2 separate regions of the Homo sapiens genome follow, and region 2 is linked to region 1. A link is an interaction called in ENCODE POLR2A ChIA-PET data of the cell type or tissue named here. Cell type or tissue: B cell. All regions are shown on one strand. Links, peaks and the distances in the headings refer to the core of each region. The heading gives the core; the rest is flanking DNA.

Region 1 (16,518 bases), core at 5,351-13,350:
CCATCCAGACTTTAGGTAGAGTTGTGCTATTTATATATATTAATTTTTTTAATTAAAAAAATGTTTTAGGCCAGGCACAGTGGCTCATGCCTGTAATCCCAGTATTTTGGGAGACTGAGGCAGGAGGATCACTTGAGGCCAGGAGTTCGAGACCAGCCTGGCCAACATGGCAAAACCCCGTCTCTACTAAAACTCTAAAAATACAAAAATTAGCCAGGCATGGTGGCTCATGCCTGTAATACCAGCTACTACGGAGGCTCAGGCAGGAGAATTGCTTGACTCCTGGAGGCGGAGGTTGCAGTGAGTCCAGATCACGCTATTGCACTCCAGCCTGGGCTACAGAGTAAGACTCTGTCTCAAAAAAAAAAAAAATTTTTTTAGATACAGAGTCTAGCTTTGTCACCCAAGCTGGAATATAGTGGCACCATCATAGCTCACTGTAGCCTCAACCTCCTGGGGTCAAAGGATCCTCCTGCCTTAGCCTCCTGAGTGGCTTGGATTACAGGCATGCACCACCACACACAGCTAAGCTTTTTAAAAAAAGTTTTTAGTAAAGACAGGGGTCTCTCTATCTTACCCAGGCTGGACTCAAACTCCTAGCCTCAAGCGATCCTCCTGCCTTAGTCTCCCAAAGTGATGGGATTACAGAATGAGCCACCACACCCAGCTGGGTTATGCTGGGTGGAGACAATCATATTAATCTCCCTACATGGAGACCCACCCAGTTGGGCGAATGCTTTGGGTGAGTCTACTTGGTGATTGGCTCTCCAGGGCTGATGGGTTTGTGAGTGGGAACAGATCTAAATTGCCCTGCCCACAAATGGGGTAGTTGGTAGGGAGAGGGGTAGTTAGGAGCTACATGAATCATGGGGCAGGAAAGCCTGAAAAATGAAGGACTTTGAGGGAGCAAAAATATCTCATTGATCTCTCCAAAAACCATCAGAAAGCACAGCTAGATGTACTAGACTTCCTGTAATAAATGCGAACAACGCTTGACAGGGCTTAGCTGTGTCTCAAAATGGGAAAACATACTTACAGAGTTTGGGGGTCTGGGTGATTGTAAGGTGGGGAAATGGTTGGGCCTGGGCAGAGTTTCTGACATAACAGGAGTGGATTGAAGGGGAGTGGGGTGAGACGTTTGAAGAGAGCCCTGAAGAGCAAGCTGTCGGCCCCAAAGCGAGTAGCTGACACTTTTGTTTGGGTTTTTGGGGTTGTTCCCCATGTTGTTTAACACACAGACAGGAAAGTATGCCTGATCCCAGTATTGTTTAACACAGAGACAAGAAATTACATATTGATTTTTAATCTTACAGGATTTTAATGAAATTAGTGACTGTGTAATTGACACCCTTTCCTACATCTCCTTGGAAATCTTTGGTAAAATTCACCTTGCTCACTAATGCTTTGTGAAACACTTTCTTTGGTATCTGTAAGTAAACATGACACCTTGTTTCCAGGTCAGTGTAGTGATCAGAGATAACTTTGTAGCCTACGTACCCATAGGACCATTCTAACGAGAATGAAAAGGTTATGCAGGAGACATGAAGATAGACCAAAGGGCTCTGGAAACCAGACAGATGGATTTAAACCAAGAATATTTTAATAGTAATGGCAGACTAAGGGGAATCATTTAAAAAAAAAAAAAAAAGTCTAGGCCAGGCAGCGGTGGCTCACGCCTGTGATCACAACACTTTGGGAAGCCAAGGCAGGTGGATCACTTGAGGTCAGGAGTGTCAGGCCTCTGAGCCCAAGCGAAGCCATCATATCCCCGCGACCTGCACGTATACATCCAGATGGCCTGAAGCAACTGAAGATCCATAAAAGAACTGAAAATTAAAAAAAAGAAAAAGAAAATAGCCTTAACTGATAACATTCCACCATTGTAATTTGTTTCTGCCCCACCGTAACTGATCAATGTACTTTGTGATCTCCCCCACCTTTAAGAAGCTTCTTTGTAATTCTCCCCACCCTTGAGAACGTACTTTGTGAGATCCACCCCTTGCCTGCAAAACATTGCTCCTAACTCCACCGCCCATCCCAAAACCTATAGGAACTCATGATAATCCCATCACCCTTTGTGGACTCCTTTTTCAGACTCAGCCTGCCTGCACCTAGGTGAAATAAACAGCCTTGTTGCTCACACAAAGCCTGTTGGTGGTCTTCACACGGATGTGTGAGACAAGGAGTTCGAGACCAGCTTGGCCAACATGGTAAAACACTGTCTCTACTAAAAATACAAAAATTAGCCGGGCGTGGTGGCTCCTGCCTGTAGTCCCAGCTACTCAGGAGGCTGAGGCAGGAAAATTGCTTGAACCCAGGAGGTGGAGGTTGCAGTGAGCCAAGATTGTGCCACTGTACTACAGTCTGGGCAACACAGCGAGACTCCTTCTAAAAAAAAAAAAAATGTCTACACAACGTCTTCAGCTTAGGATAGAGAGGGAAGAGGAAGAAGCCAATTGAAAGGCTGTCACACAAGGTGAACAAGCCTTGAATAAGGACATTCACAAAGTTAGTTGTAAAGAGCGCAGATACAAACTATGAATCACAAGCCAACAAGCCACAGAATTTAAAGTAGGCCAAATATGAGTTATCAGATGCAAAGAAGAGTCGAAGAAAACTCTAAATTTTCAAGCCTTTGATCGGGAAGATAATGATATTTTTGAGAATGAGGAACATAAGACAAAATATTGAGAGAAGGAAGAATGCAGTTTGGGCAGTTTGGGTTCGTCCAGGCACTGAGAGATCTAAGTGATACCTCTGGAAATGATATAGGAATTCAGAAGAAAGTACTTAGCCAGATAATGAGGGTACAGAGGTCCTTGGTAAGGTTTTCCTTTTAATGAAAAGCAGCCCCTAAATCATTTTCTTTTCTAACAAAGGCAGCCTGTAAAATCAAGCTGCAGACATAGACAGGCAAGCTGGAAGTTTGCACAGGTGAATGCCGGCAACTGTGCCAATAGGAAAAGGCTACCTGTGACTAGGCATGATCAAAATGGCAGTTCCATTGGCCCTTCTCTTTGCCAGCAACATGTACAGTAAGGAGCAGACAAGATGGCTCTGGCCAAAGGGAAAGCCCATTTGCATAATAAGATTAGGGTGTAAATGTCACACCTGGTCAAACCAATCTGTGGGCCCTATGTAAATCAGACACCGCCTCCTCAAGCCTACCTATAAAATCTGCAGTGGTCCCCTGCAGGCTGGCTTTTCCCTTTCAGACGCCTCTCTCACAAGAGAAAGAGCTGCTCTCCTCTCTCCTTTCATCTGCCTAGTAAACTTTCTGCTCCCTAACCCACCTGCATGTGTCCGTGTCCTTAATCTTGGCACGATATGACGGACCCCTAGTATTTACCCCAGACAAGGATGCTGCTTCAGAAGGTAGTTAGGGATGTGGGTGTGATGCTTTGGTGAAATGACAGAAGAGAGATTACAGCAACTGCTGCATCTCAAGTGCATCCCACAGTCCAGACCTTGTGCTGCCTGGTCTCACAGGTGAGATCTCTAGCGGCCTTGCGATGGCAGGAAGAGTAGGCAGGCACGGTCCTCTCTAGGAGAAAATCTGGCAGACATGCATACTTCACAAACATGCAACATAAGAAGGAACTGTGAAAACACGTCTATACTTTTCCCAAGGGCACCTTTTGTCCCTGCACATTGGGGCTCTCCTGGCCTGCGGGAAGTGTACCCGTGTCCATCTCATTCTCTCTCTTTCCTCCCTTCTGTTCTACCCTTGTGAGGCCCAGTTTCTCCTGCCCTGTTTCTCCCAACACGTGCTGCCAGCTGGGGCCTCCGGGACCCATGTCCCTGGTTCCATGCTGAAGCCAGCTCCTTGGAGCTGGGGTACCCATCTATCTCAGGAAACACCAGGGGTCTTTTAGACTTTTCTTAGTGAAGTAGTCACAACCCAAGAAATATCTTTCTCTGGTTAATTTTGAAGGATTCCTAGCATGCTTTGTTGTGATTGAAAAATTCTTTTCTTTACAAAGGGTAAGGAAGAAGGGTAGCAGAGGGTAGGAAAAGTTGAGACTAGAAAACTTGTTTTCCCAGTGATGAAATAATCCTTCCCCCAAATGATTTTATTCTTAGGGGCTCTTAAATTTCATTCTGTAAAAAAGAAAGTTCGAGCAACCTAGCCTGGGAGAAAGAGGAGAAATCCGCAGACCAGAAGAACAACTGGCCAGAGAAAAGTGATGTCAGAAAGCAGCATGCTGGAGGAGCAGCTCCAGCAGAAGCCCTGGAGAACAAGGGGAGATTCAAAATCACTGGACTTGACAATGAGGAGAGAGATTATGACCTTCAAAAAAGCAGCGTCAGCAGAAAGGAGCGGTTACGCTTTGCTCGATGCAAGTTACCCAGAAATCATCCCCTCTAATCCTGTACTTCCTGACATCGCTTTCCCAACTTTTTGTAAATACTCATATGTCAGGCTCCTCCAATTCCATTGGTTAACTCAAGAAAGCAGAAGAAAACTTTATGTGAGTAATAAAACTGTGGGTTTGGTGATACTCGTGATCATTTGTAAAACCACATGTTTTAACACGCACACAGAAAATTCACTTTCAAAAAACAGTTGTTGCCAATTTTCTGTTCTCTGTCACAAAGTGGCTCCAGGTTGAGTTTCCAAAGCCTACATATTTGTGGCTGCCTTTCTGGAAAAATGCTAACAATGAACTCCACATCCAGCCTCGTCTCAAGCAGATTTCTGTTGGCCGCAATTATGAGAAGGTGTACGAATCGGTCCATACCCTAAACATCCATGCTATTCTCCGTTTTTGTATCCTTATCAGAAAACTAAACCACATCCTCAAGCTAGTGTTTGTTTTTAAACCAAGCAGAGTTTCTGGCATCCTTGTTTAAGGTACTGAAATTTTGTGCAGATATCTTTACCACATGCTTTGAACTTCACCCATCAGTCATGATTAAATGCTCTCAATTCCCACACCCCTGTGTTCATGTATGCTTTCATTTGCAGATAGAGAGATAAAGATATATAGAGAGAGATATACACAGATATATATACAGATATATCTACCATATATATAAAACTATATATATAATTTGAAGTTGGTCATGACTTTAGGTACTTTCATTCATCTAATTATATTACTAGAAGCTCAATCCTAGGAATATTTGCCAATGAATACTTTCAAAGTTGAATCCCACAGCCAAATGAATTAGTGTTATAAGATGGTACCGTTGCATTCAATAAACCTTACATTTAATGTAACATGCAAAACGTTTTCCAAACCACCAACCATTCCCAGACTGTTTGAAATACAAATACGTCCACAGTAGCATGGCCTAGATGATTTCTTATGTCCGTCGGACTAAGCAATTTCATAAAGATAGCTGATTTTTAACAGACATATTTCAAGTTCAATAATGCAAACAGATGAGTCAAACAAAAGCAGTATTAGTGTTAGTATCATTCAGGGTTCTTTAGAGAAAAAAATTAAGAGGATGTGTGTGTGTGTGTGTGAATATAAATACATATACATATAAATGTATATGTACACATTTTTCAGAGAATTACTTCAAGGAATTGTCTTGTGTGACTGTGGGAGTTGGCAGGACTGAAATACTTAGGGCGGGGGACAGGATAGAAACCCTACCAAGATTTCTACTTTATAGTCTTGGGGCAAAGTTTCTTCTTCCCCCGAGGAAGCCTCAGTTTTTGCTCTCAGGCCTTCAATGGATTGGTTGAGGCCTACCTGTATTATCAAGGCTAATCTCTTTCACTTAAAGTCAGTTGATTGCAGATATTAACCACATCTACAAAATACTCTCACAGCAACCTCTAGATTAATGTTTGATTAAATAACTTAATACAATAGCCTAGCAAAAGCGACATATAAACTCGACATCAAAGTTGACTATCACAGTGTGGCAGTCCTTATGAATACAGAATGTAGTTCCAATATCAGCAAAGTCTAAATCAGATTGGGACGATGTTGCAAAGATATTGAAGGCATAGCTCCTTTTGTGCAAGAGAAGATCATCTAATGAGATAAACTGACAGTCATGGAAAATTGCATAAACATACATATGCTACAACCACACAAGCTGAAGAGAGACATCTCTGCAAGGCCAAAACCCAACACCAATTAATTCATTGATTTTAGTCCTCTGTACACTTGTGCTATCAAAACAAAAATCATTTGTCTTAAGAAAACCATACCATTATTAAAAAGTAAAAAAATTACAGATGCTGCCCAGGTTGTGAAGAAAAGGGAATGCTTATACACTGCTGGTGGGAATGTAAATTAGTTCAGCCATTGTGGAAAGCACTCTGGCGATTTCTTAAAGAACTTAAAACAGAACTACCATTCCACCCAGCAATCCCATTATTGGGTGTACACCCAGAGGAATAGAAACCATTCTACCACAAAGACACACATACACATATGTTCATTGCAGCACTACTCATAATAGCAAAGACAAAGAATCAGCCTCAATGCTCAATGGTAGACTGGATTTTTAAAACGTGGTACACACACGCCATGGAATACTATACAGCCATGAAAAGGGATGAGATCATGTCCTTTGCAGCAACATGGATAGAGGTGGAGGCCATTCTCCTAAGCAAACTAACGCAGGAACAGAAAGCTAAATATTGCATGTTATCACTTATAAGTGGGAGCTAAACATTGAATACATATGGACACAAAAAGGGGAACACAAACACCAGAGTCTACTTGATGGTGGAGGGTTGGGGGAGGGTGAGGATCGAAAAACTCCCTATTGGGTACTATGCTTATTACCTAGGTGGCAAAATAATCTGTACATTAAACCTCTGCAACATGAATTTACCTATGTAACAAACCTGAATATGTACACCTGAACCTAAAATAAAATAAATGAAAACCATATCACATTAAAGAAACAATGTTATCTTAGGGAACAAGGTCTCAAATTATACAAATTTTAATTTTGCCCAGGATATGTAATAGTTTTCTGTTGTCAAGGTGATTACTTTTTTTTCTTTTTCTTTTTAAATCCTTTTTTTTTTTTTTTTTTTGAGACAGAGTCTTGCTGCCAACCAGGCTGGCGTGTAGTGGCAACATCTTGGCTTACTGCAACCTCCACCTCCCAGGCTCAAGCGAGTCTCCTGCCTCTGCCTCCCGAGTAACTGGGATTACAGGTGTGAGCCACCACATCCAGCTAATTTTTGTATTTTTAGTAGAGATGGGGTTTCACCATGTTGGCCAGGCTGGCCTCGCACTCCTGGCCTCAAGTGATCCACCCACCTTGGCCTCCCAAAGTCCTGGGATTACAGGCATGAGTCACCACGCCCAGCCATGATTACTCTTTTATCTTGACAGTATTATATAAAATAATTATGAAGCCACCTTATGAATATTCTACCCAACTTCCTTAAAGCTTTATCATATAAAAGAGCTATCATTAAGGAAATGAAAAAGATGAAGGACAAGGAAGTTGCTATTATGAGCAGAATCACTTTTATCCTGGTGGCCATACTTCTTTTACATCCTGGTTTCACTTCTTTTTTGTCCCTTTACATTTTAAAAAAGAAACTACCATTAGAAAACCAGAACTATCAAAATATCAAATCTCTTGTTTTGAGCTTTGTGATAGTTAATTTTCCTGTCAACTTGGCTAGGCTATGGTGCCCAGTTGTTTGGTTAAACACTAGTCTAGATGTTGCTGTCAAGGTATTTATGGATGTGGTTAACATGGAAATCAGTAGACTTTTAGTAAAACACAATACCTTTCATGATGTGATGGGCCTCATCCAATCAGTTGGAGGCCTTAAAAGCAAAGACAGAAGTTTCTCTTAGCTAAATTTCCTACCAGTCTGCCCTACCAATTTTGGAGTTGTCACTCTCCAGAATCATGTAAGCCAATTCCAGTCAATCAATCAATAGATAAATGTATGTACACATGTATATATGTATATGTGTGTGCATATGTATGCATGTGTGATATGGTTTGGCTATGTCCCCACTCAAATCTCATCTTGAATTCCCATGTGTTGTGTGAGGGAGCCATTGGGAGGTGATTGAGTCATGGGGGCAGGTCTTTCCTGTGCTGTTCTCATGATAGTGAGTCAGTCTCATGAGATCTTATACAGCAGCATGAAAATGGACTAATACAGTGTGTGTACTGTTTCTCTGGGAACATTGACTCATTGACTAAGGCAAGCTTTTTTTTTTTTTTTTGGTTTGCTTATAAATATTTTAGACAAGAGATACAACTTATTGTAACAAAAAAATCTTTTATATACCTGTGTGTTAGTCTGTTCTCACTCTACTAATAAAGACATAACCTAGACTCGGTAATTTATAAAGGAAAGAGGTTTAATGGACTCACAGTTCCACATGGCTGGAGAGGCCTCACAATCATGATGGAAGGCAAAGGGGAAGCAAAGATGTGTCTTACATGGAAGTGGGCAAGAGAGCTTGTTGGGGAACTCCCTTTCATAAAACCATCAGTTCTCTTGAGACTTATTCACTGTCACCAGAACGGCACAGGAAAAACCTGCCCCCATGATTCAATTATCTCCACCTGGCCTCGCCCTTGACATGTGGGGATTATTACAATTCAAGGTGAGATTTGAGTGGGGACACAGCCAAACCATATGAGCTTGTTTTACCAGTAACTAAATAATTTATTTCAATGGTATGAGATCATCTTAAGTTTATTTTTTCAAAATATATGTATCTTTTATTTGGAATCTGATTATAAAAATAAATTGTAAAACATAATGACACTGAATAGTTATTGGATGATACCAAGAAATGTGTTAATATTTTTACATGAAACAATGGTTTGCAGTTATTTTATCAAAAGGAGAGTAATCTTTTGAAATATATATTTGGTACCTTTATGGATAAAGTGATAGAAAATTAAAGTCTTTCTATGGAATTGCTTTTGGCATTTGTGTTTTTAGTCACTCTTTTCACTTACATTTATTTATTACACTTACATTTCACTTACCTTTATGTTTCTTTTTATAAAAATAAAACAGATGGCCAGGCGCGGTGGCTCACGCCTGTAATCCCAGCACTTCGGGAGGCCGAGGCAGGTAGATCACCTGAGATCAAAAGTTCCTGACCAGCCTAACCAATATGGTGAAACCCCATCTCTACTAAAAATACAAAAATTAGCCGGGCGTCATGGAGCGTGCCTGTAATCCCAGCCATTCGGGAGGCTGAGGCAGGAGAATCGCTTGAATCCAAGAGGTGGAGGTTGCAGTGAGCCAAGATTGTGCCATTGCACTCCAGCCTGGGCAACAAGAGCAAAACTCCATCTCAAAATAAATAATAAATAAATAAATAAATAAGACATATAAGATTTGCTACAAGAAAATTTATTTCAATAGTGTGACTACATCCTATTTAATTTCATGTTGTATATTTTTAAGGACAAGAGAAGGAAAAGGAAAAAAAGTTCACTGAATGCTTCCTATGTGCCAGGCTCTGTGTAGGTTATCTTTTAATTCTCAGAGCAGGAGTGGTGGATGGTATTTTAGTCATTTCACAGTGGGGAAAATAGTGGTGATGGAAGTGAGTATCAGTGAGGATAACAGACTGCTTCAACTTAGCTTAAAAGTAGAGAGATGGACGTTCTTCCACGAGAGTCGTCGGGGTTTCCTGCTTCAACAGTGCTTGGACAGAACCTGGCGCTCGTCCCCCACACCGGCCGGCTGCCCATAGCCAGCCCTCCGTCACCTCCTCACCGCGCCCTCGGACTGCCCCAAGGCCCCCGCCGCCGCTCCAGCACTGCGCAGTCACCACCGCGAACGCAGCCGCCTCTCCTTAGTCGCCGCCATGACGACCGCGTCCACCTCACAGGTGCGCCAGGACTACCACCAGGACTAAAGGCCGCCATCAACCGCCAGATCAACCTGGAGCTCTACGCCTCCTGCGTTTACCTGTCCATGTCTTACTACTTTGACCGCGATGATGTGGCTTTGAAGAACTTTGCCAAATACTTTCTTCACCAATCTCATGAGGAGAGGGAACATGCTGAGAAACTGATGAAGCTGCAGAACCAAGGAGGTGGCCGAATCTTCCTTCAGGATATCAAGAAACCGGACTGTGATGACTGGGAGAGCGGGCTGAATGCGATGGAGTGTGCATTACATTTGGAAAAAAATGTGAATCAGTCACTACTGGAACTGCACAAACTGGCCACTGACAAAAATGACCCCCATTTGTGTGACTTCATTGAGACACATTACCTGAATGAGCAGGTCAAAGCCATCAAAGAATTGGGTGACCACATGACCAACTTGTGCAAGATGGGAGCACCCGAATCTAGCTTGGCGGAATATCTCTTTGACCAGCACACCCTGGGAGACAGTGATAATGAAAGCTAAGCCTCAGGCTAATTTCCCCATAGCCGTGGGGTGACTTCCCTGGTCACCAAGGCAGTGCATGCATGTTGGGGTTTCCTTTACCTTTTCTATAAGTTGTACCAAAACATCCACTTAAGTTCTTTGATTTGTACCATTCCTTCACATAAAGAAATTGGGTACCAAAAAAAAAAAAAAAAAAGTGAAGAGATAGGAGTCTCTCTCCAATACCTATATATACCCCTTCCCATTGTAGTGAACTACATCCCTCGGAATAAGGAGGTTACATTATTATTGAGTGGCAAGCCAAAACAATCATTTCACAGAATCCTTCATGCCAAATTAGATATCTATGCATGACACAGAACCTAGAAAGACTTGGGTTGTGTTTCAAAGAAAACTTCCCCCAAAAGAAAATGAAGATGATTCTATATTCATGCCATTTATAGCCATAGAAGATCATGATATCATCTTTTCTGAAGGATTTTTTTAAAATCACAAATGCAGACAAGATCAGAAAAATGTACATATTGCATTTTATGAATGCAAGAAAGTGGACATATTGAGCAACTCTGTTATGAATGAATTGGATATATGATCTTATAGAGGGGGTTATACTTAAAAGTTTATGTTTTCTAACAAATATGTGACCACATATTCAGTGTAACCACTATTATCATTTGAACCTGAGGTCACCTTAAGTTTTAACCTGAAAGGAATGGCATGTATTTTGTGTTTGCGTGTGACAGAGTCTCACTCTGTCACCCAGGCTGGAGTGCAGTGGCTCAATCTCGGCTCACTGCAGCGTCAACCTTCCAGGCTCATGCCATCCTCCTGCCTCAGCCTCCTGAGTAGCAGGGACTACAGTCATGCACCACCACAACCAGCTAATTTTGGGGGTTTTTGTTTGTTTGTTTTGTTTTGTTTTGTTTTGTTTTGTTTTTTGGTAGAGATGGAGTCTCACTATATTGCCTAGGCCGGCCTCAAACTCCTGGGCGAAAGTGATCCTTCCACCTCGGCCTCCCAAAGTGCTGGGATTACAGGTGTGAGCCACCGTGCCCGGCTGGCATGCATTTATTTCACTTTGCCCCTTCAGGGAGCCACTTCACTGATCATTCTTAGACTGCAGTTGGCATGACTGGATACACTCTGTTCTCCTTCCAAACACTGCTTCCTTAGCACTCAAGGCTTTTTAGGTAGTGGACACTGGCCAGTCTAAATGGATTCCAGGTGTTCAGCGTGGAAACTGTATGCCTCTTCCTGGAAAGGATAAAGATTTGCTGTGGTTAACTTGGAAACCAAAGCAAGAGGGTGATTTGGGGCTGTCACCTGTGATGCTTAGGATCATTCTATTATTATGCTTTCTTAGTTTCCACTCCTGTGGAGCCATTCAATCAATTGGCACTCGGCTAATTAACAATCTGAAAATTACCATGGTTAAGGAACAGAGGAAAAGTACAGCAGACATTTAATTATGTGAACATTAGTCTCTGGTTAGACTGCTTTATTGATAAAATTTGCTGAAATGGGTAAGATTTTCCCGTTGCTAGGGCAACCTGCCTACAGGAATAACCAATCTATACATCATTCCAGCAAGCGGTCTTTGCAATTTAATAAAAGAAAAAATAAATGTAGCTACAGAGCCACATTGGAGAGAAGACACAAAATAAAATACAGAAGGGAAAATGATAATGCTTGAGATGGTGGGTGTTGGGTTTGAAGATTGGAGTGAAACATGGCTACTTTCCCGAAAGAAGGCCAACTCTAGGAAGGATACAGAAGAAATAAGATATAAGCAGCATATGGTCTTTCCCCTTCTGTCATCTTATTTTTTTACCACTTCCCCTTGCTCTCTCCTTTCCATCCTCATTGGACTTCTGGCCGTTTCTCAAATGTGCTGTGCGACCTCCCACCTCACTCCATATTTCCTCATTTGTCTGCTTGGAAACCTCTCCCCAGAAACACACATGGTTCCCTCTCTCTCATATCCTACCCTCCTCTTATCAGAGCATTCTTTCCTGACCATTATTTATGAAGTAGCCCCCTGCCACACCCACCACTGTCCTTGACTATCACTTTATAATACTTTCTTTTTTTCTCCAGAGCATCTTTCTCCATGTGATATTACATATGCATTTGCTGTTTATTCTCAGTTTTCCTTGCTGGAATGGAAGCTGTAGTAAGATTAAGATTGTTTTGGTCATTGCTCTGCCTTCAGCATCCTGAACAGTGTCTTGTTCTTTGTGCACACAGATTATTATTTGCTAGTATGTGAAGTTCGGCTTCTAAATTTTTTAATTAAAAAAATAAAAATAGAGACGAGGTCCCACTTTGTTGCCCAGGCTGGTCTCAAACTCCTGGGCTCAAGCAATCCTCCCTCCTCGGACTCCCAAAGTACTGGCATTACAGGGGTGAGCTACTGCATCCAGCCTGCTCCCAATCTTTAAAAATCTAGTTAGGAAAAAAAAAAATCCAGTTAGGGAAATAAAACCAACATATGTAAAGCAAGCATAAAGTGTTAATATGATACAAATCAACAAGACAAAAACAAACCCAAAAGCAGTGGCAATGGGATACAGAATGGGTTAGAAGAGAAAAGAAAAAGCATTCTTAGGGAAATAGGACTTTGGTCACTAGCAGAAAAATCCTTCTAAAACATCACGTGCGTCCTACCAGTCCTGAGCTAGATATTGCCTATTGATTCTTCACAGGGGCTAGAAGTATGGAGACCACATTTCACAGACGCCCATGCCGGCTTGGTTCCAGCCAAGGATCTGCCAACAGGAGGCTCTTGTGGAAGGTTAGAAGGAAGAAGGAGAGTACACATCTTTCCTTTTGAAGCCTTAGTGGTATCTAAGCAGTTGGAAGCAGGTTTCTGTAGCTCCTGACCTCTGAAAACCACACTCTCCTTTCCACTCCTCCAACCCGTCTAACAATTGTAATTTAATTCTATTGTAAATCTAAATCTAACCTAAATCTAATGTAAATTGTAATCTAATTCTCCATATTAAATACCTCTTTGCTGGAAATATCTGAAGTGTTTTTTCTTTTTCTTTTCCTGACTTAATCTAAGCTGAGAACCTGCTACTTCTTAGCGTATTTATTCTTTAATTCATATTCTCAATTAAATATGACTTGAATTTATATTCTTTAATTCATATTCTAAATTCTAAGGTTTACCTGGTGGGGAAGAAGGCTACACAGGCAACCACCCTCAAGAAAGCTCTCTCCAGATCATGTAAGCCCAGGAGTTCAAGACCAGCCTGGGCAACAAAGTGAGACCCCATCCTACAAAAAAATTAAAAAAGTAGTCAGGCATGGTGGTGCATGCCTGTGGTCCCAGCTACATAAGAGGCTGAGGCAGGAGGATCTCTTGAGCCCAGGAGGTTAAGGCACAATAAGCCAAGTTTGTGCCATTGCACTCCAGCCTGGGTGACAGAATGAGACGTTGTCAAAAAAAAAAAGAAAGAAAGAAAGAAAGAAAGGAGAAAAAGAAAAGAAAGAAAGAAAGAAAAGAAAGAAAAGAAGGAAGGAAGGAAGGAAAGAAAGAAAGGAAAGAGGGAGGGAAGACAGAAAGAAAGAAAGAAAGAAAGAAAGAAAGAAAGAAAGAAAGAAAGGAGGGAGGGAGGGAGAGAGGGAGGAAGGAGGGAAGGAAGGAAAGAAGGAAGGAAGGAAGGAAGGAAGGAAGGAAGGAAGGGAAAGAAAACTGTCCTAGATGGTTCCCTCTGGCCAGCATTCATCTGTCTTTTGTCTGAATTCCTAAATTACATATGGTAGTCAGCACCCCACAATTTTCACCTAATTTCACACTGTCATATCTTACTCTGTATTTTTTTCTTAAATACAAATTTGCACTCTCCAATTATATTTTACGTATCTAGAAGGCAAGCCTCGGAGCTTTTACTTTTATCTCTGGTAATACCTATGACAGTATTGGGCATTTTGTCAATACCCAATATATAAACGTGTTAGTTTCACTTGAAAGGAATAAAAGAGTATTTCTCACATCAGTGTGGAAGGGCGTTGATTTGGCCACTGTCATTGATTATATCATCCTACTTGTCAACCTTCCATAAACCACTTTAAACTTTGGTAACACAGTTGAAGGAGTTAGAAAGAAATAAAGGGTAGGAAAAAATTAGCACAGAAGAACTTCTATAGGACCCCTGGTTTTACATGTAAAAATCTATGATTTCAGTTCAGTAAAAATGAGTCTGCTAACACCTGGAGCCCAACAGCCATTTTTAGCTAATTTTCACAGATCTCGAGGTTGCCAAAATGTCACAGGATGCTGTCCTAACTAAGCTGACAGCCTACTTCACTTAAGCTCCCTTCATTATTAATCTCAACATTTGCTTATTTGTATCTGCTATTTTCTGCTAGACACAGATTTGTGATTCAATAATAATAATCAGAGTTATTGAGGGATTGGGGGAAAATTATTTTTCAAATGCGTAATTGATTCTAATACATAGTCAATTTAATTAAATAGGCTTGGATAAAAAGACAAGAAATCTCTCCAAGAAAGGATCTGTACAAGAAATATCTTAAAGAAAGGAGTTATACAAGCCAGATACCTCGTGAGAATTTTGGAGCAAACTGTCGCAATGCCATCTTTGACCCTCCACAGAAAAATCAGCTAAATTAAGAGCCAGAATATAAGGCCTGGAAATCCTGAAATATGGAATCACAAACAATTTTGCCCCTCTCAGAATACTCAGAGAGAGAGAGAGAGCACCAAGGCTCATATCATCAGAAACATCTTCCAGCACCTATGATTCCAACAGGAATTGATTTGTTAGTCAATGTGCAAAGATAAAGTCATTATCTTCTTATTACTAACAAAGCCCTAAATAAGCTACTAATTTAGAACTGGTGAAGTATCCAGGTGAGGAACTGAGAAGTAAAGATTTTCTTTCTAGATTCCAGAGAACAGGATGAGGTTTTTATTGTTGTTCTTGTTTTGAGTTTTTTTGAGACAAAGTCTCGCTCTGTCGCTCAGGCTGGAGTGCAATGGCATGATCTTGGCTCACTGCAACCTCCGCCTCCCAGGCTCAAGCGATTCTCCTGCCTCAGCCTCCCAAGTAGCTAGGATTACAGGTGTGTGCCACCACCCCTGCTAATTTTTTGTATTTTTAGTAGAGACGGGGTTTCACCGTGTTGGCCAGGCTGGTCTCGAACTCCTGACCTAAAATGATACACCCACCTCGGCCTCCCAAAGTGTTGGGATTACAGACGTGAGCCACCATGCCCAACAAGGGTGAGTTTTTAAATGAGGCATGTGTGCTTTATTTCCTTGATTAAGGACCCAGCGTGATGCCCTTTAACATTGATCTGCACCTGTGGCTTTGTCTTGCCTGTGCCAACCAACTCAGATGGTCCTTACTGATAAGTTACATTATTCAGGGCTGGTAGTTACAAAAAACAGTAGATTGGTTATTTAAGCAGAAAAGAGGTTTCATAAAGGGTAACAAGTAACTCTCAGAATCTCCTGATTGATCAGAGAATGGGTTTATAGGCAGTGTGACGAGGAACAAAACCTGAGTTTCACCAACCTACTGCCCACAAGCCACTGACATTGTCCCAGAGCAAGGGCCCTGGCAAGCAGCTCACGTCTCTGAGGCCTCATGCTTTCCACTTCTGCTCTCAGCCATGAGCATCCCAAACAAGCTGGCATGAATGCTGTGTGCCAGGCCCCTGCTTCTTTTGCTTGCTCTAAGTTAAAGCCTACCACAAGTGCACCTCATCTATTCAGTCTGGGTCACATGCTTTGTTTAGTTGCAAAGGATACCGCCATGCTTGGCCACATTGAAGCCAAAGTCAAAAGGGAAAATCTGTAATGCTGTCTTTGTTTTAAAATGTTAACCAACATAGATTTTTTGAATTTTTTGAAATATTGCATTAAAATTTTATTTATCTTAGGCTGGGTACAGTGGCTTAGGCCTGTAATCCCAGCACTTTGGGAGGCAAAGGCAGGCAGATCACCTGAGGTCAGGAGTTTGAGACCAGCCTGGCCAACACGGTGCAATCCCATCTCTACCAAAAATACAAAAATTAACTGTGTGTGATGGCATGTGCCTGTAATCCCAGCTCCTCAGCAGGCTGAGGTATGAGAATCACTTGAATCCAGGAGGCAGAGGTTGCAGTGAGCCGAGATGGTGCCACTGCACTCCACCTTGGGTGACAGAGCAAGACTCTGTCTC
Region 2 (16,518 bases), core at 5,630-13,629, 79 kb after region 1:
AGTGGGATTGCTGGATTATATGGTAATTTTATTTTTAGTTTTTTGAGAAACCTCCATGCAATTTTCCATAATGGCTGTATTAATTTATACTCCCACAAGCAGTGTACAAGAGTTCCCTTCCTCCACATTCTCATTAACATTTGTTATCTTTTGTCTCTCTAATAATAGCCATGCTGACAGGTGAGAGGTGATATCTCATTGTGGTTTTAATCTGCATCTCCCTCATGAGCTCTGTTTTTGCTTTTTGTGTTTTAAATAGAGATGGGGTCTCACTGTGTTGCCCCAGCTGGTCTTGAACTCCTGGACTTAAGGGCTCTTCCTACTTTAGCCTCCCAAAATGCTGGGATTACAGGCATGAGCCACTGAGCCTGGCCAGCTCTGTTTTTAGGCTCAACATATTCCTAGCATTTGTGGGAATATAGTGCCTGGAAGATAGCAGCTGCTTAATAAATATTTGGTTAATGAATGAATGAAGCAATGTAGAACACACTAGGAGAGGTGACATATGGGAAAGTGTTATATATACAGAATGAATAAAAACTAAACCAGAGTTAATCCGTAACATCAGAATTTTCCTTTAAGAGAAATTGCTCATAAAAAATGGTGAGGGAAAAGATGAGATTGCCTCACTCATGATTGCTCACTTGTTTCAGAAGGAAATGAACGTCATGGTCTTGCATCCACTTAACAAATGCTCGTGTACTAGGCTGTGCGCTAAACACAGCCTTCTATCCTCTCCACAGCCCCCAAGGCAGATATATTCTCCAGTTCTTTTTTTTTTTTTTTTTTTTTTTTGAGACGGAGTCTCACTCTGTCACACAGGCTGGAGTGCAGTGGCGTGATCTCGGCTCACTACAACCTCCGTCTCCCAGGTTCAGCGATTCTCCTGCCTCAGCCTCCCGAATAACTGGGATTACAGGCTTATGCCACCGCGTCCAGCTAATTTTTGTATTTTTAGTAAAGACAGGGTTTCACCATGTTGGCCAGGCTGGTCTCGAACTCCTGACCTCAAGTGATCCGCCCGCCTCAGCCTCTCATAGTGCTGGGATTACAGGTGTGAGCCACTGAGCCCGGCCTCTCCAGTTCTTGAGTAAACAGAGGTTCTGAGAAGAAATCTGTCCCCAGGTTACAGAGGTAACTAAGATATGAAGGTGGGATTCCAGCTACTTCACCTCCCATGCATAAAGGCAATTCGTTCTTTTTCCTTGGTTCACATCTTGTTATCTCCATAATCTAATTTGAATATTCTCAGGAAAACCATCTTGGATTTTGACTCCCCCTTTTCCCCTAAAAAGATTGCCATACATTTGTGTTTTCTTTTTCTCCTACAAAGAGGGGTTGTTCTCTGTAGGACAATTCAGATCTCAATTCTGTGGTCGTTGTGACTCTATTTCCAAGGAAACCTTAAGAAATTCCTTCTCAATTGAAGTAGACAGACAGGCCAGAGCTTATGAACCCAGCTTTTTTTTTTTGAACTGAAGCCTCCATTGGAATAGCTGTGGTTCACTGAGTGTATATCACAAGCAGTCACTTCCAGGTCTTATTGAAAATCTTCACAGCAACTCTGTTGTTATTATTACCATCTTTTTTTCTAATGAGGTAAACTTAAAATCAAAGAATGATCCACCAAACCCTCATTCTAGTCCAAGCTTCTTTGTTCAAATCTTGTGAGTCACTCTATCCCAGTAGATTCCCAAAGAGGAGCTTCACGAAACTCTTGCCCTGCCCCTCTACCTTCCTTAAGAACTACTGAATCAGGCCAGGCACAGTGGCTCATGCCTCTAACAGCACTTTGGGAGGACGAGGCAGGTGGATCACCTGAGGCCAGGAGTTCGAGACCAGCCTGACCAACATGGTGAAACCTCATCTCTACTAAAAATACAAAAATTAGCCAGATGTGGTGGCACACGCCTGTAGTCCCAGCTACTTGGGAGGCTGAGCAGAGAATTGCTTGAACCCAGGAGGTGGAGGCTGTAGTGAGCCAAGATTGCACCACTGCACTCCAGCCTGGGCAACAGAGCAAGACTCTCTCTCTCAAAAAAAAAAAAAAACTACTGAATCAGGATCACAGCTTAGGGGCTGGGATCTCTTTATTTAGACATCCAAGAAAATTCTTATGTAGTCAATTTGTATGACATTTAGGAACTGATGCCTTGTTTTCTGAAACAGAGCTCTAGTTGTAGAATCTTCAAGATTCTCTTTTAATAAGCACTGTACATCAAGGACTATTTCAAATTACCTTGACTCCTGAACATGGTCTCTCTTAATCTTTATTATTCTTATAGATAAATGAGGGGCAGGGGGAAGTGGAGGAGTAAGATGAGTAAAGTTCCAAGTAAATTATATTTGTTCTTCCCGAACAAATGAAGAATGAGGGTTATGCAGTCCGAAAAACCAGCAAGCTCTGGCCCAATGTAAGTGTTTGCCTCAGAGTGCAGTCAGTGGAAGGAAGGAAGGAAGGAAGGAAGGAAGGAAGGAAGGAAGGAAGGAAGGAAGGAAGGGAGGGAGGGAGAGAGGAAGGAAGGAAAGAAGGAAGGAAGGAAGGAAAGAAGGAAGGAAGGAAGTAGGTAAAGAGTGAAACTATCACAATGGAAGTTACGTACTTGAACAACAACAAAAAAAGAGGAAGTAGGGAACTTGATGGGAAAGACAAAATGTAGAGGAAAGAGAATAAGGAAGGGAGGAAATAAACAAAAGACAAAAAAGTTATTATGAAGTTCTAATTAGCAGCCCAAATGTAAGCAACTCTTTCTGATTCATTCTAATTAGGCTTGTCTTCTATTTAATTGATTTTGATTTTGTCATTTCTACTATAGTGTGTGTGTGTGTGTGTGTTTTATTTTGTAAAGGTAGGTTTTGCTCTGAATGTCAAGGCAATTTCAGCTCCTGAAAGAGAAGGTAACTATTATTTTCAGCTCTTAAAATTGAAAGAAAGAAAGAAAGAAACAGAAAGAAAAGAAAAACTCTACCCTCTGGGGAATTTGCATACTAGGCAGACTTGGGTGCCCCGCAGTGGGTGGTTCCGGCTGAGAGTTTGTCTATTCTTAGATGTCTGTGCTGAGGCAGAGTGGGACGGAAATTGTTCACTGCTGCTTTAGGACCTTAGAGTCATTTCTTTTAATGGGGTTCGACTGTCAAATCAAATCTCCCAACCTGTGTAAAAGGCTCTTGTAATTACATGTGTCATCTCTTTTCACGACAAAACTCAAAACTGGTTTGTTTCTGAGGTACTGAAATGCAGTCTTTCTCCTGCATTAAGAGGATTGCTTTCTTTTTAGAGGAAGGGCTGGGGGGATTTTTTTTTCCCCACTTTTTTTGTTAACAAAAGCATGTGACAAGTCAACCAATCTTCCTCAAGGTAAAACAGGGGCCTGTTTTTCTTTGAGTAATTATGTGATGTGCCTGACTTTCAGGTGTGTGGCTTTTAAATACAACAAATCAACATTAAAGATTAATTCATTCAATTACAAGGCAAGAATCTTTGTTGCCTATTCAAACATATTTTCTACTTTAATAAATTCATAGCTTAAAAAGCCAAAAGACAGTGAGATCACCAATAATAAGCCTCTAGTGTTTGGAACTCAGTCTGTAAGATCATTCTTTTTTTATCAAAATATATATGTAAGTTTTACAAACTATACATATATATAAAGTGCTCTCTAAATGATTTATATATGTGTATGTGTGTATGTGTGTGTGTGTGTGTGTGTATGTGTGTATATATGTATATTTTTATTTTTAGACAGTCTCATCCCGTTGCCCAGGCTGGAGTGCAGTGGCACGATCTCAGCTCACTGCAGCCTCCACCCCAAGAATCTCAAGTGATTCTCCTGCCTCAGCCTCCACAGTAGCTGGAATTACATGTGTGCACCACCATGGCCAGGTAATTTTTGTATTTTTAGTAGAGACAGGGTTTCGCCATATTGGCCAGGCTGGTCTCGAACTCCTGGCCTCAAGTGATCTGCCCACCTTGGCCTCCCAAAATCGTGGGATACAGTCATGAGCCACCGCGTCTGGGCCAAAATATATTTATTTTTAAGCTTTGGTATAAGTTTCTATACCCAGATATTCGGGGAAGCCTGAAGACTACCAATGTTTTGTTTTTATTATCTGAAACTCTGATTCAGAATTCATGAAATATATGTAAAAATTATATTTAAGATGAGAATTCCCCAAGACAACATTTTTATTGAGACCATTTTAGTCTCTTAAATCCTGGACTATATAAGCAATAAAAATGAAAACAAAACAAAACAAAGCAAGTTCATGTGTTCTCTAGATGATTCTAAATAAGTAGTTATTAACCCATCATTTTTCCATTTAACATTTTAACACATTGACCTCAAGGAGTTGCAATAAAAGGAATGGGTACATTATACAAAGCCATTAAATTATAAATGAATGGTATTAATGACAAATTTTCCCGGACCCAGAGGGAAACTCAGGGAAAATATAAAATTACCTTCAAAGACAACAAAATGAAAAATAAATGTGACATATGGACCTTAGGAAAAAATGGAAATCAAGTGCACATGAGATAAAAAGATAGGGCCAGGCATGGTGACTCATGCCTGTAATCCCAACACTTTGGGAGGCCAAGGTGGGCAGAGCACCTGAGCTTAAAACTTTCAGACCAGCCTGAGCAACATGGCAAAAACCTGTCTCTACCAAAAATATTATACACAAAATTAAACGGGAGTGTTGGCATGCACCTGCAGTCCCAGTTACTCAGGAGGCTGAGTAACTGGAGGATCACTTGAGCCTGGGAGGAGGTTGCAGTGTGCCCAGATTTTGCCACTGCACTCCAACCTGGGTGAAAGAGTTTAAGACTCCGTCTTAAATAAATAAATAAAAATTTAAAAAATAATAAAAAGAGATAAGGAGATAGGTATGAGATTTTTACTTGGTTTATTTATTTCAGTGTGTACAGTTGCACTATTTTTTTTTTTTTTATGATTGTAGTTCTTTTTCAAAGTTATTTCCCTCAGGAATTTCCTTAAATATGTATGTGAATGGAAGCATATAGCTTCAGAATGAATAATGCTTTTAATAAAATGAAGACTGAGGAAACTTGGAGAAATGTACCAAATCCATGATTCCCTGGACTTTGAGATTTTATATACTACTAATAAATTTTGTCCTTAAAAAGATTGAGGCTGGGCATGGTGGCTCAGGCCTGTAATTACAACACTTTGGGAAGGATCACTTGAGCCCAGGAGTTGGAGACCAGTCTGGACAACATAGTGAGACCCCAGTTTCTACAAAAAAAAAAAAAGAAAAAAATTAGCTGGGCCTGGTGGTGCTTGCTTGCAGTCCTAGCCACTCAGAATGCTAAAGCAAGAGGATCGCTTGAGTCCAGGAGTTTGAGGCTGCAGTGAACTATGATTGCACCACTTCACTCTAGCCTGAGTGACAGTGAGACTCTCTAAAAAAAAATTTAAAAACAAACAAACAAAAAGAAACAGTAGAAAGCATATAGAATCATGGTAAGAGATAGCATTTATAAAAAAATCAAAGAAATATAGCTTCATGAAAAACTCCCTACATTGCCCTTTTAATTTTTCTGTGAGGAGATAGCATTGAGAAAATACATGACACTCTGGCCAAATAGCACTCTCTGAGCTAAATATTTAAAATATTAACTACTTAGTAAACCAAATCAGTGTCAGTTACAAATCAAGCAAATTGTGCCTCCTTTTATGAGGATAAATGTAAAAGCTCACCTGATTAATCTCACAACTACTAGTGGTACTGCCATTTGGTACATTTTTAAGATTACCTCCTGAGCATCCAGTTTTCATTATTATGCAAATTAGCTAAAACAAAGCTCAAAATAACTCCAGTTACCTTCCCAAATAGCAGAATAGAAATCAAAAGGATGGAGATTAATCCCATCAATCTTGAGACAAGAAACCGGAAAACACCAAAATAGGAAATTTCATAAATGAGTTTTTTTCATAGATGAAACCTGACTGAAATTTGCTGGATATGTATATGCCTCCTATCTATGAAAGAACACTTAAGATCGGTGTCCTATAGTTAGCTCTGATCATGGACACTAACTAGTATGTGCCTGTTTCAGTGAAGATACTGTGTTTTGTTATACCATGATGTTTCATTCAAGGAAAATTAAAGTCCCAGGATGCTTTACGAAAACAAACTTCCTGTTAGCAATGCAGTAAGTACTCTTGGCTATGCTGGTACCTAATGATTTACCCAACTTAGGTAAAGAAGTTACCCAGCTAAAGTATGTCTAGGTCTTGTCAGCGCAAGTAGTTGACAACCAAGTCCTTACTGTCCACTAGACCTACGTCTTGATTCCAGAGAGAAAGAAGATTCTCCAAGACTGGGGAATGACATTCCGGGAGTGCCAGTACCACCTCTGCCTCCATATTGCCAGGAACAGACTGAAGATGGCCTTCTCTCAGGGTTGAGACCAGGAAGGGCCATCCTGGGATGCATGGCACATGCCAGCTCTTGGGGACCAGAGTCCATTCCCATCATGCAGAGGCGGCATCAGCTACGGAAAAGAATCTTCAAAGTGGAGGGACAAGCCTGGCATCCCTGTACAAGTTCCTCTGGATTCCTCATAGTTTCCTCCTTGCAGTACGCACAAAGGCACCCAGTAAATGAACGTTAGACCCTGGAACACTTCATTCTTCATAGAGGAGAGGGACATGCCTAAGTTAGTGAAGCAAATATGCGGTAAGTTCCCCGATGGTTCTGACTTGCCTGTTCAGCACAGGCTGTGCAGTCCCTTCTCTTCATTTTAAATCATTCATGAGGCAAGAACAATCTAGGTTAATCCAAATTAACATGGCCCAACATTGTTCCCTTCCTGGCTGAGCCAATTACTCCCACACGTACTACATTTTCTGCTGCATATACAACTTCAAACTACAGCTCAAGTTTTTTTCTTCAGTATGGTAAAATTCAATGTCATGAACCATGGCTAGGTTAAAATTCTGATTTAAACATTTTGGTGACTATATTTCTAACACTTTTTAGTTGCTTCAACACCTAATGGAGTTATAAAAAAGAAAAATAAATATATATAGCTCAGATTTTAATTCTCCTACTCTGCAACTCCAAATAAATTCAGAAAAATGTCTCAGTTTCATTTATTCAAAAAATGGCAATTTGTAGTAATAAATGCTAATCTGGGAGGCTGATTTGATTGTTCTAATTACCAAAAAGCTTAGCATTTTTTTTATTAGAAGAAGGGGAAGTGGGGAAGACAGTGAATATATAAAATATTACTTCCACCAAGCATATTTTTCTGCAATAAATGCATGGCATTTAATCAGTAACTATATAAATGTCCTCCATGGTTCACTGAATCTTTTACCACTCCATCACCATCACCGGCCCCCAAGCTATTTTGTATATGCGAGGACACGCGGGTAATTACCTGGACATTCCCCTTCTTTTTCCTTATGTAAAACAGTTGCCTGGTGGTTACTGTGTTTACAGATTTCTTGTATGCTGTGCTTTCAAGCATTAAGAATTCAAATTTATCTCACTATAGAAACAAGAACCCAAAGTGCCAAAAAATGATCATAAATACCAGTTGAACCCAACGGGTATAATACTTACATAATCCTCACTTTCACCACTTTTTCTTTCCCAATGAGGTAAGAGACAGACTATAGGCTACTCCCAAAATACTCAAAGATTTTTTTCCCTTTTTTATTTAACCATGTGTAATGTAACCCGTAAGAATGGAACCAGGTTCGTCTGAATCCATTGTGTCATTAATGTCCCTTTGAGAATCAATTCCATTACACTGGCCTTCACACATTCCACAGGACATTTCCTATGTCGGAGTTTTCTAAACTATGAAATTGTTATTCATTACTCTGTGAGTTTTGGAGAATCAAGACATGGAAGAGACATCCCATCAGTCTGTGCATACCTATGCATCGTGACATTAAATTGTCACCGGGTATGTACCCAAACCATTAAATGGGACCTTGCCTCAGAGATCATAAAGGCTACACCCTTTTGTAAGTAAAGCAAGGAAGGTCTGGGAAGGTTGGAAGTGACTTAAAACCCATCCAAGTCACTAGTGGCAAAATCAGGACCGAAATCCGGTCACCATAAAGGCCGGCTCCATGCTTGCTTCCGCATCACTGCTGTCTCATAGCACAATTCTCAGGTGGCCTTTCCTGGCTCTACCATGAATATGATAAAAATAAAAATAGGGGATGGGATAGAACAGAATAACCATTAGTGGTGCCACAATTTACAAACACAGGTTTCTATAAGATCCTGTCATTCATTTTTTCCCCAGCCTTCAAGATCAAATCTATTTATTGTCTTTTAACGTGTTTTATTCAAAATCTTTCTTCTTCTTAATTAGTTACATTTTCAGAGGGTGCATATGCATAGATGCAGTAAGTTTTCAGTTTAACTTCTTCTGAGATAGTTTACTGACATTGCCCTAGCTATTTTTTTCAACAAATAATGTTGGCATTTTTTTTTTTTTAAATAGAGGTGGGGTCTCACTATCTTACTCAGGCTGGTCCTCAACTCTTGGGCTCAAGCCATCCACCTGCCTCGGCCTCCAAAAGTGCTGGGATTACAGGCGTGATCCACCGTCCCTGGTCTATTTTTTTACTTCTATCCAAATATATTCAGAAAAATGGCCAATACAGTGCTCTGTTCTCTGATAAAGTAGTTATTGAAGGGGACTAGAAAAGTAAAACAAACAGAACAAAAAACCCAATAGTCTTTATTACTTCTTTTTAATTGTTTAACTTTATTACTGTTGCACCATTTATACAATTACATATAATTTCAATGCATCCATTGTACATTTTTTTGTTTTTTTTTTGTTTTTTTTTTCCATTTTCCAATGAGTGGTGTGTTGGTGTCTGTGACACAGAATGGAAGAGAAACTGGAACTGCAATGAACGCAGACTTTTTTTTTTTTTTTTTTTCATTTCCACTGACCAATAAACAGAACTACAGGTGCACCCAACCACGGACATGCATTAACTCGTCATGAGAAATCTAGGTAGGCTAAGTAGGATGAGAGAATGTTTGTCACTCCCAAAAATATCTGGAGAGGAAGAATGGAGGATTGGCATTGAGATCCATGTGGACAAGCTAAGTGGGCTCTGTCTGAAAGCTGGCATTCATCCACAACATTAAAAAAATATCAAAATAAGAAAGGCTGTAAATTAAAAAGAAAACACAGAAAATACTGCTCTCATAAAGATCTGATTGCCTTGGCACAGGCCCTGTGGGCAGAATCAAACGCATCACTCCCAACTCCCATTGCAGAAGAAAAGCTATTCAACTCTCAGCGGTGGAGGAGTGCATGTGGCGGCAGTTTCAGGTACAAACGATGTACTGCACTTTCAGACGCGGATCTTGGAAATCCAGGACTTCTTGGTAAAGTTGACTGAAGGTATATTAGATATTTCCCCACAAAAATACTATTTGGATTCTCCCACCCCCTCCCTCCCTTGATGGGACAACATCCTGTATTTTTCCTTGGGCAATACATATCATTACTTCCAATTTGAAACAAGTTAGTATAGGAGAGAGAGAGAGGAGAGATAGGAGAGGAGAGAGAGAGAGGAGATAGAGAGAGAGATAGAGAGAGAGAGAGAGAGAGAGAGAGGAGATTGTTTTAAGTGGTATTGTTTTTCCTATAGGCTGTCCTTGTCACTCTTTCACGGTTACGGTTTGGTCGGAATTAGCTGCCGGGGCCTCCACCGGCTTGGGCTCTTCTGCAGAGGCTGCGGGGCCCTGGGCCTTGGGTGTGGAACTAGGCGCTTCCGTGGCTGCGGGGGTCTCCTTGGAAGAGGGGGCAGCCTCCGAGCTGCCGGGTTTTGAGTCTGAAGCTGGGGCCCCGTCACTTTTGGTCTCCTGGGCGGCAGGAGCTGCGGGCGCCTCAGTCTTTTTGGGTTCCCCTTCCTCCTTGCTGGGCTCCTCCCCGGCGGCAGGGGCCGCGCTCTCGGCCGGGGCCGCGGCGGCCTCAGCAGCTTTGGGGGCCTCGCCGCCCGCAGCGGGGCCGGGGGCCGCCTGCTCCTGCTCGGGCGCCTTCGGGGGCTCAGCCTTGGCCTCTGCCGCGCCCTCCGTCTTCTCGGGCTCCGCCTTCGGGGCCTCCTCCTTGGCAGCCGCCGCGTCCTTCTCGCCCTCCTTCTCCTCGGCCTTGCCCTCGGCGTCCTGGTCGGGCTTCTCCTTGCCCTCCTTGGCCTCGGCGGGCTCTGCGGCCGCCTGGGGCTCACTCTCCTTCGGGGTCCCCTCCTCTTCCGTCGCCGCGCCCTCGGCCTTCTTGTCTTTCTCCTTGGCTTTCTCGTCGTTCACATTGTAGCCCTTCTTCTTCTTGCTGAGCTTGCCTCCCATCTTGGAGTTCTGGAAGCAAACACAAAACAAAACAAAACGGCGGTTACTAGGCAAGTGTGGGGACCACAAAAAGCTGCATTTTGCAAAGCAAGGGGTTCTGGGCCTGCTGCACTGCACACCCCAAAGGGGTGGCATGGTAAACTATAGTTAGGCACAGTTAAATTCAATTTATTCATGTATTTATTTTTGAGACAGGGTCTCGCTATGTTACCCAGGCTGGAATGCCGTGGTGAGATCTCTTCTCACTGCAGCCTCCACCTCCTGGGCTCAGGGGATCCTCCCGCCTCAGCCTCCCACACAGCTGGGCCCACAGGTGTACCCACCACGCCCAAGTAATCAGTTAAATTATTATATTACACTGTTATTACACAATTAAAAGTTAAAAATTTTAAAAAGAATCAAAAACATTAAGGAGCTCAATTAAGTGAGTTCTGCAATAATTTTAAATGAGTTTTTAAAACAATGTGTCACGAAAAGAAATTAAGGAGCTCAGTTGTGGAGCTTCTAATCATAGCCAGTTGAGGGAATAATAAGCTGAGATCAAAGAATCAGTGATTAGAGGCAAAGTTTGTCAACCCTGGAGAGGAGGAGCGCTATCTGTTTTTCATCTGCAATCCCATGTCTGATGCAAACACCAAGCGTGGAACAGGCATGTGCAGCATGGCAGGGGCAGCCATCTTAGACCCAGGTTAGAGCTAGAGAAAGGCGTTGCAATTTTAAAATGCTTTCTGGAGAAACTGCACAGCTGTAATAAAGCACAAATCACAGATTTCTAGAAAATAATCTCAAACTACAAACTCTCTCTGCTACATATGTGTGTGTGTTATATCAGCAAACACATCTTCAAACACGTAAGGTAAACAGGATTCAGTCTATCTTCTTACCAAGCAGGGGCAGTTATGAAAAAGCCAGTGTCTCTTGCTGGCTGTGTCTGACATAAATTCATTTCAAGGTATTTTCAGCTTAAAAAAAGTAGTTCTATAGTAACATAAAATTGTTGTTCATTATCAATTTCCTGGTTAGAATTCAAACTATACATGCACGTTCAATGGTCATTAACAACTGTCTTAAGGCTGCCGCTTTCATTCTGGCACAAGAAACTCCATTTGTATTTGAATCTTGAAATTCTCTCCTCTGAAAACCAAGCATTAAACCAGATAAATAATAAATTATAAATTTATAAATAATAAATTTCATCCAGAACCATGGCCAGAGCTAAACAGACTCTTGGTGCATTTTTTTTCCTTCAAGTCCATTTTTCTGTCACCACACATCAGTGAAAATCCACTGAAATGTTGCTTTTGCAAAGAAAATGGTTGCTTTTCCTGGATGAAGCGTGGCAGAAATCACATTATACTATCCTCGTTAGTCCCATAAATGAGAAAAGCCCAGGAGAGAGCATCAGCCTTGCCCTGGACCCCAAGGGAGGTTAGAAAGAGCAGGGGGGAACCACCTGGTTTTGCCCAGGTCAGGTCCACTGGCAGAACTGTACACACTCCTTTGCCAGCTTTGCAAATATATACATCCCTTATTTAGAAAAGAAGGATTTGCTGTTTATTACTTCCTTGGAATCAAGATTCATGACAGTGAAATAACCTATATTTATCTTATTAAAAGTCGAGTTTTTGGTGGAAGAAAATGAATTCTTCAGTCAAAATTTTTCTCACCATTCTATATGCTAATTTCTAATCTGGAATGACTTCAGTAGTTGGGGGAAGAGAAAAGCAATAAACTGAAATTTGACTAAAATACTATTCATATTCTCAAGAAAGGTCTTTATGATGTTACCTAAGATTCTCTTACATGTCCTTTTTTTTTAGAAAAGGGGGTGGCAATTGGTCATAACCTGCTTCAGACAGGCTCTATTGGATTTAATTTTTGATTATTTCTCCCTCAAAAGTAGAAACAAACATACATGGCAAAAAATACAATTAAATATACTTTCATCCTATAAGCAATCACAGAGCAGTACATGAAAATATAAAGAAATAAACCGGATCAATATTTTAAATTATAGTTTATAACTCTTCCATTGAATTCTTAACTAGTCAGTATGCACGAATGGCCTATACCAAATATAATTTCAGCTCTGATATTTCAAAATACATTGGGTCCCTTAGGTTGAGCTAAATAAGAAACAGGAAACCTAACAGGTCTGCCTTTAGGATCTTCTCTCAATCCAGTAATAGAAACCCATACACCAACTTAGAAATTACAGACACTAAGATAAAGTGCAAACATAGGGGGTCCAGTAAGTATAACATGGGGTGCTGCTTTCTGACACCCACAGCATGAAATTCTATACAGCAATCCCCAGAGGTTTAAAGTCATGTTGGGTTACAAACCTAAAATCTGAGTTACTAAAACTGGCTTTTCTGACACATAGTTAAGGCCACATTCTATTCTTTGTTTTATGCCCAGCTGCGATTTGTTTCTGGGTCGAAAATGAACACACGTAATCAAGTTATAAGTAAGAAAATATGTCTCAATCCAGTTTGTTTTTCAAACAAAGTTAACAAACGCCCCTGGCATTTTGCTAATTTACCTCTACTGGTTATATTGAGGTATCAGAGGGACGCTCATAGGACCCACCTGAACCCTCGAAAAGCAGGATTGTCTCATTATTTCCCAAGACCATATGCGTGAAGACCTTGCCTACAACATCTATTAACTGTTTCCTAGGTATCAAGCACAATCCTACTCATAAATATATTACATAAAATATGTAATCTCAACAGCACCATGGGGTAGTATGCCATTCACATTCTCCTTTTACCCATAAGGAAATCCTACTAGCTGAGTTCGTGGAGCTGTACTATGAGCAAAGGCCAAGTCCAGCAAAATTCAGTAAGGCAGGAAGGCACCACAGAGGGGATAGAAGGAACTCCACTGAGAAGCCGGCAATGGGGCAAAGCTCTCAGCCCAGGAATGTTATGCGCCTGGGTTACAAGGATGGTGCCACCTGGGGTAGTTCAGAACTCAGGTGTTGAGGGAATAAGGAAGAAATTCAGTATTTTGAGTATCCTCTGCCTCTCAACATTTCATCTTCCTATTTGCCAGAGAAGCTTTTTACCAAGAGAAAGCAATGAGCATACAGTTTAATGATTTCATTCTTTTTCTTTTCTTTCTTTTTTTTTTTTTTTTTCTTGAAATGCAGTCTCAGTCTGTCACCTAGGCTGGAGTGCAGCAGCAGCACAATCTCGGCTCACTGCAACCTCCGCCTCCCAGGTTCAAGCAATTCTCCTGCCCAGCCTCCCGAGTAGCTGAGATTACAGGAGCCTGCCACCATGCCCAGCTAATTTTAGTATTTTTAGCACAGATGAGGTTTCACCATGTTGGCCAGGCTGGTCTTGAACTCCTGACCTCAGGTGATCTGCCCACTTCGGCCTCCCGAAATGCTGGGATTACAGGCGTGAGCCACCATGCCCAGCCGATTTCATTCATTTCTGTTACTTCTAATTTTGAAAGACATCATTTGGTATAGAAAGTTAGAAGTTGGAACTTCTAAGATTAAAATAAAGCAGTTAAAAAAATACAGCAATAGACAATCCATGCTGAAAAGTCACTTCAACTAAAAAAGTCACTAAACCAAAGCTCTACTGAAAAGGCCGAGACTGACTTTGCATTTCTCCACAACTAGGAAATTCACTAGAATTTTGTAGCACAGCAACAAAATTCAGACCAATGCTGAAGGCACTGACCTCAGTTCTATGTGTTTATGTATTAACCAAACACTAAAACTGACCTCTGTTATGACATCTCAGAAAAAAGCTAATTCTGGAGCTGTCCTTTAAAGACCGGGTGTGGTGGCTCACACCTGTAATCCCAGCACTTTGGGAGGCCGAGGTGGGTGGATCACTTGAGGTCAGGAGTTCAAGATCAACCTGGCCAACATGGCAAAACCCCGTCTCTACAAAAATTACAAAAATTAGCCAGGCGTGGTGGTGCACACCTATCATCCCAGCTACTGGGGAGGCTTGAGCCTGGGAGGCAGAGGTTGCAGTGAGCCGAGATCAGCCACTGCACTATGGCCTGGGCAGAGTGAGACCCTGCCTCAAAACAAAACAAAGCAAAACAAAAAACAAAAAGCAAACAAAAAAGCTGTCCTTCAAAGAAAACTCGATGCCACAAGGGCGAAAATGACAGGCTTACCGATTAATATTGGCATAGAAAATAACCATAAACAGTAGTAGAGAGAGGAATTTCACTGAGTTTAATCTGGTAAATATTGGACAAGAATTGAATTTCAAGGAGACTTTGCACATTGGGTCATGGCAGAGTATAAAAATCCCACCTCCACAGCACACCCACCCAGAATCCTTGGGCAAGTTATTTAATCTCATCGTCCTTCCGTTTCCTTTAAAATAAAAAAATTTTTTTAAATGTCAATTTAATGGGAATTTAATGTGAGGCCATGTGAGTACAACATTTTACATTTCCAGGGACTGCAAAAATGTTAGTTCCTTCCCCCATCATTTAGTTTGAAAATTCTTAGATAATTCTTTGCTGGTAAATTCCAACAGAATAGTTAGCACACAGGTTCCACACACACAAGTTCTAGAATCAGGAATCTGAAGCACCACAATGAAAAGAACATTTAACATCTTTTAAAAATGTTTAATGTTATCAGAAAGATGTTTGGTATATGTGTTCCATGCATGCTCCTGCTGGTTCTATTTGAAAAAGAAGTTTTTACAGTTATCTGTTGTCACCATATTGTAAAGGTAAAATCTCTACTTCTTCGCTCTGAATATTTTACTACTTAAGATTCTAAGAGGTTTTCAGTCTTTTTAAATATATTAACAGTCCATTCTGCCAAGAAATCAGTTTCTACACAGAGATAAAAACCAAAGATTAGTTAAATCCATTCCTCCCAATTAGAACGAGTATTGGAGTGATCAGAGAAAGAGAAGAGGGGGCTGTGTGTGGTGGCTCACACCTGTAATCCTAGCACTTTGGGAGGCCGAGGCGGGCAGATCATCTGAGGTCAAGAGTTGAAGACCAGCCTGACCAACATGGAGAAACCCCGTCTCTACTAAAAATACAAAATTAGCCAGATGTGGTGGTGCATGCCTGTAATCCCAGCTACTCAGGAGGCTGAGGCAGGAGAATCGCTTGAACCTGGGAAGTGGAGGTTGCGGTGAGCCGAGATCGCACAATTGCACTCCACCCTGGGCAACAAGAGCAAAACTCTTGTCTCAAAAAATAAAAATAAAGAGAAGAAATGTAATTGCATTTTTTGCTGTCCCCTCACCACCTCTTCATCACTTGGTCCAAGGAAACAAGAGAAAAGTGTTTTGATCACCAAGATGGAAAAGGAATCCCAATTCTTTTACTCATTTAATGCCTCAAATTTCACGTGTAAAGGGTAAAAACCTGGTCTACAGCTTATCTTGGCTAATAAGCTAAACACACCATGTTAATGAGAGAAGCTAACATTGTCAAATGTCATTTTGTTTTGCTACTTCCTGCAGAAGAATACTGTTTGTTTATCATATGTCAAATAGCTTAATAGAGATACTAACTTACATCTTTAAAATCCCCCACAACTATCTTGTGACTAGTTTTATTCCCTTCCACCTTATAAAACCAAGCCTCCATCCAATTAATCCCACCTGGCTAGAAACAGCTATTCTGGAAGAAATGTGATAAAGTTCTGCTTTTCGGTGAAGAGAGAAGAGAGTGTGCCATTCGAGCACTGTGAGTTGATCAGAGCAACCTGGGCTGGAAAGCAGGCAAATCAGAGGGAGGCCTGAAAAGGTCAGAGGGAGGGTTGGAAGTGATTATTCATCACACCAGCCTGGTCCTTTTTTGCCTACACCTGCCAGGAAACTCAAAAAGTGTTTGCATCCGTGGAATACATACCCATCACCTTCTGAGTCTCACTTCCTACAACTGATGTTAGCTTAGACTACACACTCAGTCCTGACACAAATCTTTCTTTCGTTTATTGGCAGCAAATCATGTTCCCTAATAAATAAACGTGTACATTTATGAACGTTCATGAAACTTTTAAAGACAAGTTTCTCTAACTTCTTCATGCCTAGGAAGGCCATAAAAGAGCAACTTCATAGCTAGGTCAGCAAGGTAAGGTGAAGTTTTTTTGTTGTTGTTTGTTCGTTTGTTTTTGTCCTCAGAGACAACTACACTTTAGTGTCT

What was found. ChIA-PET counts read pairs that join two places held together with the same protein. Peaks named below come from ENCODE experiments on the same cell type or tissue, not always from the same donor. Only the 100,000 strongest peaks of a DNase experiment are listed, where the experiment ranks them.
Region 2: POLR2A ChIA-PET joins it to region 1 with 10 read pairs; 2 of 35 experiments call an interaction of 5 or more read pairs at or near these places.

The regions. Positions count from the first base shown.
Region 1 is chr5:17,347,694-17,364,211 of GRCh38, reverse strand. It overlaps the pseudogene FTH1P10. Among named protein-coding and RNA genes, the nearest start is that of LINC02111, 31 kb to the left of the region's middle. In B cell, for the core only: no CTCF peak of the experiment used is centred there; a DNase peak (open chromatin) is centred at 8,431.
Region 2 is chr5:17,269,058-17,285,575 of GRCh38, reverse strand. It overlaps BASP1 (brain abundant membrane attached signal protein 1), which reads right to left. Exons shown (of 2, transcript NM_006317.5): 2 at 8,742-10,368. The coding sequence starts at 10,359. The coding sequence ends at 9,676. Among named protein-coding and RNA genes, the nearest start is that of BASP1, 60 kb to the right of the region's middle. RefSeq lists an enhancer at 9,442-9,942. In B cell, for the core only: no CTCF peak of the experiment used is centred there; DNase peaks (open chromatin) are centred at 7,415, 8,671 and 8,955; H3K4me3 peaks cover 1,926 bases; H3K27ac peaks cover 7,069 bases.